2 separate regions of the Homo sapiens genome follow, and region 2 is linked to region 1. A link is an interaction called in ENCODE POLR2A ChIA-PET data of the cell type or tissue named here. Cell type or tissue: HepG2. All regions are shown on one strand.

Region 1 (4,000 bases):
AGTTGGAAACTTAGGCTCGCACAGAAATCTGCAGGTGGACGTGTCTACCAGCTTTAACTGTAGTTGGCAAAACTTGGAAGCAATCTAGATGTCCTTCCATAGGTGAATGGATACAAAAACTGTGGTACATCCAGACAGTGGAATATTAATCAGCATTAAAAAGAAATGTGTCATCAAGCCATGAAAAGACATGGAGGAAACTAAAATGCATATTATTTAAGTGAAGTCAATCTGAAAAGACTCCATATTGTATACTTCCAACTGTATGACATTCTAGGAAAGGTAAAACTTTGGAGATGGTAAAAAGATCTGAGTGGATTGGGAGGGATGAATGGGGGGAGCCACGGGATTTTTACGGCAGTGGTGAAACTACTCTGTATGATACCATAATGGTAGACACATGTCGTTATCCATTCATCCAAACCCATAGAATGTACAGCACCAAGAGTGAGCACTTAGGTAAACTAAGGACTTCAGGTGATTATGATGCATTAATGTGGATGCATCAGTTGCAACAAACTTACCGCTGTGTGGGAGATGTTGATGGGAAGGGGAGGGTATGCAGGTTGGGGAACAGATGTTGTATGGGAGGTCTCTATACTTTCTGCTGTGAACCCAAAACTGCTTTAAACTGCTATTTAAACGGGAGGAAATAAACCCATCAAAAAACCAAATGGCTCCCGAAAGGTGGATGAGTTCAAAAACAGCACCTCTTCCCTGGGGTGAGGTTAGATTGGGCCCCACTCCTCCAGGTGTTCTTGTGCAGGGCAGAAATGCCAGGTGCACAACATGCATCCAGGGACTGATGAGCTAGCGTTTCTTTGTTTTCTCTTTTATTTATTTCTTTCGAATTGCTTTTTCTTTTTTTTTTGAAACAGAGTTTCACTCTGTCGCCCAGGTTGGAGTGCGGTGGTGCGATCTCGGCTTAGTGCAACCTCTGCCTCCCGGGTTCAAGCAGTTCTTCTGCTTCAGCCTCCTGTAGCTGGGATTACAGGCACCCACCACCACACCCAGCTAATTTTTTTATTTTTAGTAGAGATGGGGTTTTGCCATGTTGGCCTGGCTGGTCTTGAACTCCTGACCTCAAGCAATCCACCTGCCTTGGCCTCCCAAATTGTTGGGATTACAGGAGTGAGCCACCATGCCCAGCCTCTTTCATTAATTTCTGTTCTTATCTTTATTATCTCCTTTCTACTTTCTTTGATTTATTCTGTGCTTTTTAAAAATTTTCTTAGGTGAAACTCAACTCATTAATGGGTTTTTTTTTTCTAACATAGCATTTAAGATCTTAAATTCCCATCAAGCATGACTTTACTTGCATCACACAGCTTTTGATATTGGCATTTTCATTATTTAGTTCTAAGTGTACTTTTATTCCAATTATGATTTCTTGATCCATAAATTATTAGAACTGTGCTTTGGCCAGGCGCAGTGGATCATGCCCGTCATCTCAGCACTTTGGGAGGCCGAGGCAGGCAGATCACAGGAGTTTGAGGCCAGCTTGGCCAACATGGCGAAACTCTGTCTCTACTAAAAATACAAAAATTAGCCAGGCGTGGTGATGGGCACCTGTCATCCCAGCTACTTGGGAGGCTGAGGCAGGAGAATCGCTTGAACCCAGGAGGTGGAGGTTGCAATGAGCCGAGATCGTGCCACTGCGCTCCAGCCTGGGCAACAAGAGCGAAACTCTGTCTCAAATGAACAAAAAACCAAAAACCAGAAAAAAAACCCAAAACTGTGTTTTAAAAATTTCAACCACATTAGAGCTGTTTATGCTCTTCTATTACTGATGTCTAACTTAATTGTATTCTTCTTAGAGATGGAGTTCGGTTTGATAGTGATTCTCTGAAATTTGTAAAAATTTCGGCCTGGGCAATTGCAGCACACTCTGTGTGTGTGCTTGAGAAGAGTGAGCATTCTGTAAGGCTGGGACCAGGACTTTATGCACATCCACCAACTCCCGCCTCCCCCAATGTTGCAATAGCTTCCTGTTTTTGCCTCATTCACCTATAGTGCAATCTCTATGTAGATTCCATTTCTTTGGTGCATTGCAGAGTTTGTCTGGATTCATTTTTCTTTCTCTTGAGTGAATTATTTATAAATTTAGAGATTCTTTAGAAATTGTTGAAGTCAAAGATGCAATTTTGCAAACCAGTTTGACTGTGGGCAGCCCCAGGGCATCATTAGCTGTAGCCTGAGAACAAACACAGGTGCAAACAAAACCAGGGCGTTTCAGCTGGTAAATGCTGCCATGAGGCAGAACTTGCTTTTCCCCAGGCTGGAAATTGGAGAACAGTTTGTCCTGGACCAAGTGATGAAAGGCAGGGCGACATGGGGGAAGAATTGGAACTCCCAGTCCTATGGCTCAGCTGTAAATTCTGCAGAGTAGAGCAGAGAAGGGATTGTTTTGTTCCCTCTTGGGAGAGGACGTGATGCTGAGGGCCCAGTGTGAGAGGCTTTGGGCACAGAGCGACCTTTAATGATTCCCAGAGGCAGCACAGCCCCTGGACACCTGGGCGGCCTCCAGGGAAGGATTAGAGCTGCCTGCACATGTGTAGTCCTAGTGAGACGGCAGGAGGCGGGACTCTGGAGACAGGGCTCAGACATCAGACCAGTCTGAGGACTAGCTAAACAGGGGAAGAGGTAAAAGCACCTCTACAGAATCCATGCCCACTGACAACACCCGGACATTACTGCCACTTTCCATGACAACAGCCTTATGACCCAGAAGTTACCACCCTATTTCTAGAAATTTCTGTATAATCTCCCCCCTTAATTTTCACATAATTAAAAGTGGGTATAGGCCGGGCATGGTGGCTCATACTTGTAATTCCAGCACTTTGGGAGGCCGAGGCGGGCGGATCACCTGAGGTCAGGAGTTTGAGACCAGCCTGGCCAGCATGGCGAAAACCCATCTCTACTAAAAATAACAAAAATTAGCTGGGTGTGGTGACACGTGCCTGTAATTCCAGCTACTGGGGAGGCTGAGGCAGGAGAATAGCTTGAACTCAGGAGGTGGAGGTTGCACTGAGCTGAGATTGTGCCACTGCATTCCAGCCTGGGTGACAGAGTGAAAGTCTGCCCGGAAAAAAAAAAGCAGGTATAAATATGACTGTGGAACTGCCTCTGAGTTGCTACTCTGGGCACATTGGCTATGGGCAGCCCTGCTCTGCCAATGAGTGATACCTCTGCTGCTGCTGTACTCTGCCGCTTCAATAAAAGTTGCTAACACCACCGGCTTGCCCTGAAATTCTTTTCTGGGTAAAGCCAAGAACCCTCCTGGGCTCAGCCCCAATTTTGGGACTCACCTGTCCCTACTAGGGGCACCTGTTCAACATTGCTGGTCCTGGGAGCAGATGCAGAGGCTGAGCTGTGCCACCGCCTGAGATGGGGAGAAGCCTGGTGCTATGGACCGAATGTTTGTGTCCCCTGCAAGTTCTTATGTTGAGATCCTAACCACTAATGAGATGGTATTTGGAGATGAGGCCTTTGGGTGGTGATTAGGGTTAGATTTGGTCATGAGGGTGGGGTACCTATCACAGGATTAGTGCCTTGTAAGAAAAGATGCAAGAGGTCTTACTCTCTACTTTCTGCCATGTGAGGCTACGACAAGAAGACTGTTACTGGCCAGGTCCAGGTCCGTTCTGCCCATGTGCAGTAAATCAATCACTATGACATGGGTTCTGCAAAAGAAAAGATACTTATTCTCAAGGGCACCAGGTGAAGATGTGGGAAAACAGCTCTCAAATCCACTTCTCTGAAAATAAGGCTTAGGGATATTTATGGGTTAGAGAAGTGGGGTGGTTTAAGTCTTGGGGAAAGGTGATTGGCAGTGGGGAAAAATAAAGTAACAGATTCATTTTGCACAAGTGTAGTCAGGGTTCATGACATTTCATAGGACCTATGTACAGAAAATGGTGGTGTTAGCATGATCTGAGGGTGGAGTATTTGGCCCTCTGATGTCCAAAGGCCACCTCTCAGGCACTTGCGCAGGCCCAGT
Region 2 (4,000 bases), 120 kb before region 1:
CTGCTGGCCTCAAGCAATCCACCATGCCTAGCCACCGAAAATGTTTAAGGCTTATATGAGTCCAGAAAGTTTGAAGATCATGATTCCAAGGATACCTCTTCAAAAGCAAACCAGAGCAGGAGGAGGTAGTTTTCCCAGTCTCTGTAATTTAGGAGTGTAATTTGTACTTGTTTGTTTGAAGGCACGTGGAAATGATGTTTGCTGTTGGTTGAAGGTCTGCCCAGAAGACATCCCCTAGGTCCAGTTTAGAGGTCAAGGTCAGCCCTCTCTGGGCAGGCCAGGCTCTCTGGCAGCACTGACCATGTGCAGGCAGCAGGCCAAAGGGCCAGAGCCAGGTCAGCTGCTGCCCCCAGGGTGGGTGGAGCTCACAGAGGCCCCAGCTCTTCTAAGGTAGGGTTGGAGCCTCTTCCTGCAATGGAAGGTTGGGGGACAGGGTGATGAGACACTGATGCTTCCAAGGGGTATATGGACACATGTTGGGAGTGTCACCAATAAAGGCCATACACACCCCAAAAATCTGCCTCTGCAATGGCACACCAACAGCCACTAATGGTAGTTATTATTGTGTGCTTACCTTGTGCCAGGCAGTAGCCTTAAGTGCCTTCTGTATACTGCACTATGTTATTTAATCTTCCAATGATTAGAAACCCAGGCAGCCTGACTCAAAGGAGGTGAGGCTGGGTGCCATTTTCCTCTTCCATTAATTGAAAGGGTCATAATAACAAACATTCCTTATTTCAGAGTTTAATGTTATTTTAAACTATTAATTCAGACTTATGAATTAGGAATGATTAGAAACCCAGGCAGCCTGACTCAAAGCCGTGTCATGTGGGACACTGGTGTCAACACAGACATTCTAGACTCTGAAGGGTCAATGTGAGACCTTGCTCTTCAAAGCATTACATCTCTCTGATCCTCGGTTTTCCCATCTGCAAAATGGGTTCATAAGAGCTGTCTTACCAGACCTTTGGGTTCTAAAGCCTTCCAGGCAGCGGCAGCTGCTCTTCACCTGAGAGGGACTTTGCCATCATCAGAAAAGTTTGTACCTGATTTAGGAGGCTGAAATCTTAATTTTAAAGTGTCAGGTAAGGAAATAGGGAGAACAAACCACTCTTTTTTGGTGGCCTCTCTAGTTGGCTCTGTTTGGACCACCCTCTGGCATTTTCCACACCTTGGGCATCCCCAGCTCCCACTTGGAGCCTGAACAACTATTTCTCCCAAACTCCAAATGCCATAGCACCTGCAGGATGCCTGAGGCCGTCTGGACAATTCTCAGGCTGCCCCTATTAGACATCTCTGGTAAGTGGATGGGAGCTGGCCTAGAGAAGTCAGGGTATGTTTGAGTTGGAGCCCAGAGACCAGGGTCTCACCCTGCAAAACCATTTACTTTGTGATCCCGGTCAGCTGGCTTAGCCTCTGGGAGCCTCGTTCCTTCACTCATCCGTGCCCACCAGTGCCACTCATCAGGGCTGGGCGCTACGGACTCAGGGACGAGTCAGACAGGCCCATCCCTCCCAGCCTGCTAGTTTCATAGGAGAGGCAGACAAGGAAACAGAGTGATGGGTAGGGTGATCCCTTCTGCCTGGGAGAAGCCGGGTGCCTGGGCTATCAGGAGGACTTCTTGGAGGATGTGAGGCTGGGTGCCATTTTCCTCTTCCGTTAATTGAAAGGGTCATAATAATGAACATTTTTTATTTCCGAGTTTAATGTTATTTTAAACTATTACTATAAAAGTAACACATGCTCATGGTGAAAACTTTCAAGAGAACAGAAAGGTATTGAGTGAAAAATCTCATTCCTTGCCCATCCCCAGAAGGAACTAATTGCTGTTCACAGTTTCTCATGAAGTCTTCTAGAAATGTTCCCTGTGTATGGAAACATACATGGAACAAACATCAAAAGCCCAAATAAATAATAATAGCTCCCACTTGAGTGTCTGCTAGGGGCCCCCTCACCCATTGCGCTTGCTTTTCCGTGTAATGATAGACCTTGGACATATTTCTAGGTCCACAATCAACTTTCCAAGGTACCGCAAGAGAAACCCGGAACATCTTAGGGGCAAGTGAACGAACAGTTCCTTTCCTGGTGCCTTCATCTGAATAGGCCTAGCTCTGAGCCGGCCCCGCAGGTCCATCCTCCCATCGAAACCTCCCTGTGGTTGGGCCATTGTCGCATCTGTTTTCAGATGGGGAATCTGGGGCTCAGAAAGCACAGCAGGGTTCTGAGGCTGCACGGTGACCAAAGGCAGGTCCGTGCCGTGGCGGACCCCACAGGGCTCTGGAGCCAGAAGGAGGCCACGCTGTCCTCGGAGTCCTGGTTTCCGGAAGCGAGCAGGATTAAATATAACCCAGGCAGGCAGGAGGCGGGTGTTGAAAGCACAGGCTTAACCAAAAAGTGCAGGCCAAAGGGCAGCCCCGCCCTCCACCCCGCTGGGCTCTGGGGACAACTGCACTGACCAGTCTCGTGGGATTCTGGCCGGGCAGCTGGCATTCCCACCCACCCAGGTCCCCCCGCAGGGCGAGGCCCAGTCCCCCAGTGTGTCATCCATGTACAGGTTGCCACCTCTGACCTGGCGACTCCACTCTGGAAATCGGGGTCATGGTGATGGGCAGAAACACTACAAACAAAGGGCTCTGCCAGGTGGTCTCCGGTCTGCCCAGAAGGAGAACCATCACTGGCTGTGTGGCCCGAGCTTGGGCAAGTCCCTCACCCTTTCTTCCTTTTTCATTTTTTAAATTTTAATCGAGGTTAAACTCAAGATTAGTCATTTTAAAGTGAGCAATTCGGTGGCGTTTAGTACATTCACAACGCTGTGCGACCACCATCTCTAATTCCGAAGGAGACCCCGTTACCTATTAAGCAGTCTGTCCCCACACCCTCCTTCCCCCATTCCCTGGCAACCACTAATCTATTTCTGTTTCTGTGGACTTCCTTATTCTGGACATTTCATAGAAAAGGAAGCATACAACATGTGGTCTTCTCTGATTGGCTTTTTTCACTTAGCATAATGTTTTCAGGGCTCCTCTGTTTTGTAGCACATGTCAGTATTCCATTCCTTTTTAAGTTTTTTGAGACAGGGTCATGCTCTGTTGCCAGCCTGGAGTGCACTGGTGAAATCTTGGCTCATTGCAACCTCTGCCTCCCAGACTCAAACCATCCTCCTGCCTCAGCTGAGACTACAGGGACATGCCACCATGCCTGGCTAATTTTTGTATTTTTTGTAGAGGCGGGGTTTCGCCATGTTGCGCAGGCTGGTCTCGAACTCCTGGCCTCCTCCTGCCTCAGCCTCCCAAAGGGCTGGGATTACAGGCGTTACCCACCATGCCTGGTCTTTCATTCCTTTTTATGTATATTGGATATATCATGATGGATTTATTCATTTGTCGATGGACATTCGGGCTCCATTTGCCTTTGGGCTATTATGGATAGTGCTTCTATGACACTCAACTTCTCTCAGCCTTGTTTCTCAGATCTGTAAAATGGGGATAATCAAAGTACCTACCTCACAGAGCTTGGGGGAGGATTAAATGAGACAGATGCAAAGCCCTTACCTGGCGCATAGTGAGTTGTGCATTCCCCTTTGTGGTTTCTGTCGGGTGTTTACAGTACAACCTAACATGATTCCAGCACTTCCTGTGTCCTGCTTCGAGCACTTTGCCTGTTGTAACTCACTGATGGCAATGCTTTTGGTATATTCCTTAATTCCTCCAGCAACATTGTGACGTAGGCCCTGCTCTCATGAATTTCGCTTACAGAAAATCAAGGCTCAGAGAGGTCAGCTAAGGCTTTGCCTGCGGAGGCAGGATTGGTTCCCAGGCCAACCTGATCCTGGGCCTGTGCTCTAAACACCTCTGCTGGTCTGCGCTCCTCGGGGAGTTTACACAGCAGTGTTTACCTGTTTACAGTTTACACGGCGATGTCTCTGGGCTGGGAATTAGGGGGGAGTTTCACTTTCTTTTTCACCCTGGCCTCTCACCGTTCCACATTTCTATAATTGTTT

What was found. ChIA-PET counts read pairs that join two places held together with the same protein. Peaks named below come from ENCODE experiments on the same cell type or tissue, not always from the same donor. Only the 100,000 strongest peaks of a DNase experiment are listed, where the experiment ranks them.
Region 2: POLR2A ChIA-PET joins it to region 1 with 5 read pairs; 2 of 35 experiments call an interaction of 5 or more read pairs at or near these places.

Annotation. Positions count from the first base shown.
Region 1 is chr4:6,631,721-6,635,720 of GRCh38, reverse strand. It overlaps LOC124900653 (a long non-coding RNA gene), which reads left to right. Exons shown (of 2, transcript XR_007058007.1): 2 at 1-4,000. Among named protein-coding and RNA genes, the nearest start is that of MRFAP1, 7.0 kb to the left of the region's middle. In HepG2, no CTCF peak of the experiment used is centred here; DNase peaks (open chromatin) are centred at 1,970 and 2,570; H3K4me3 peaks cover 413 bases.
Region 2 is chr4:6,751,608-6,755,607 of GRCh38, reverse strand. No RefSeq gene overlaps it. Among named protein-coding and RNA genes, the nearest start is that of KIAA0232, 29 kb to the left of the region's middle. In HepG2, no CTCF peak of the experiment used is centred here; DNase peaks (open chromatin) are centred at 247, 2,357, 3,648 and 3,834; H3K4me3 peaks cover 1,611 bases.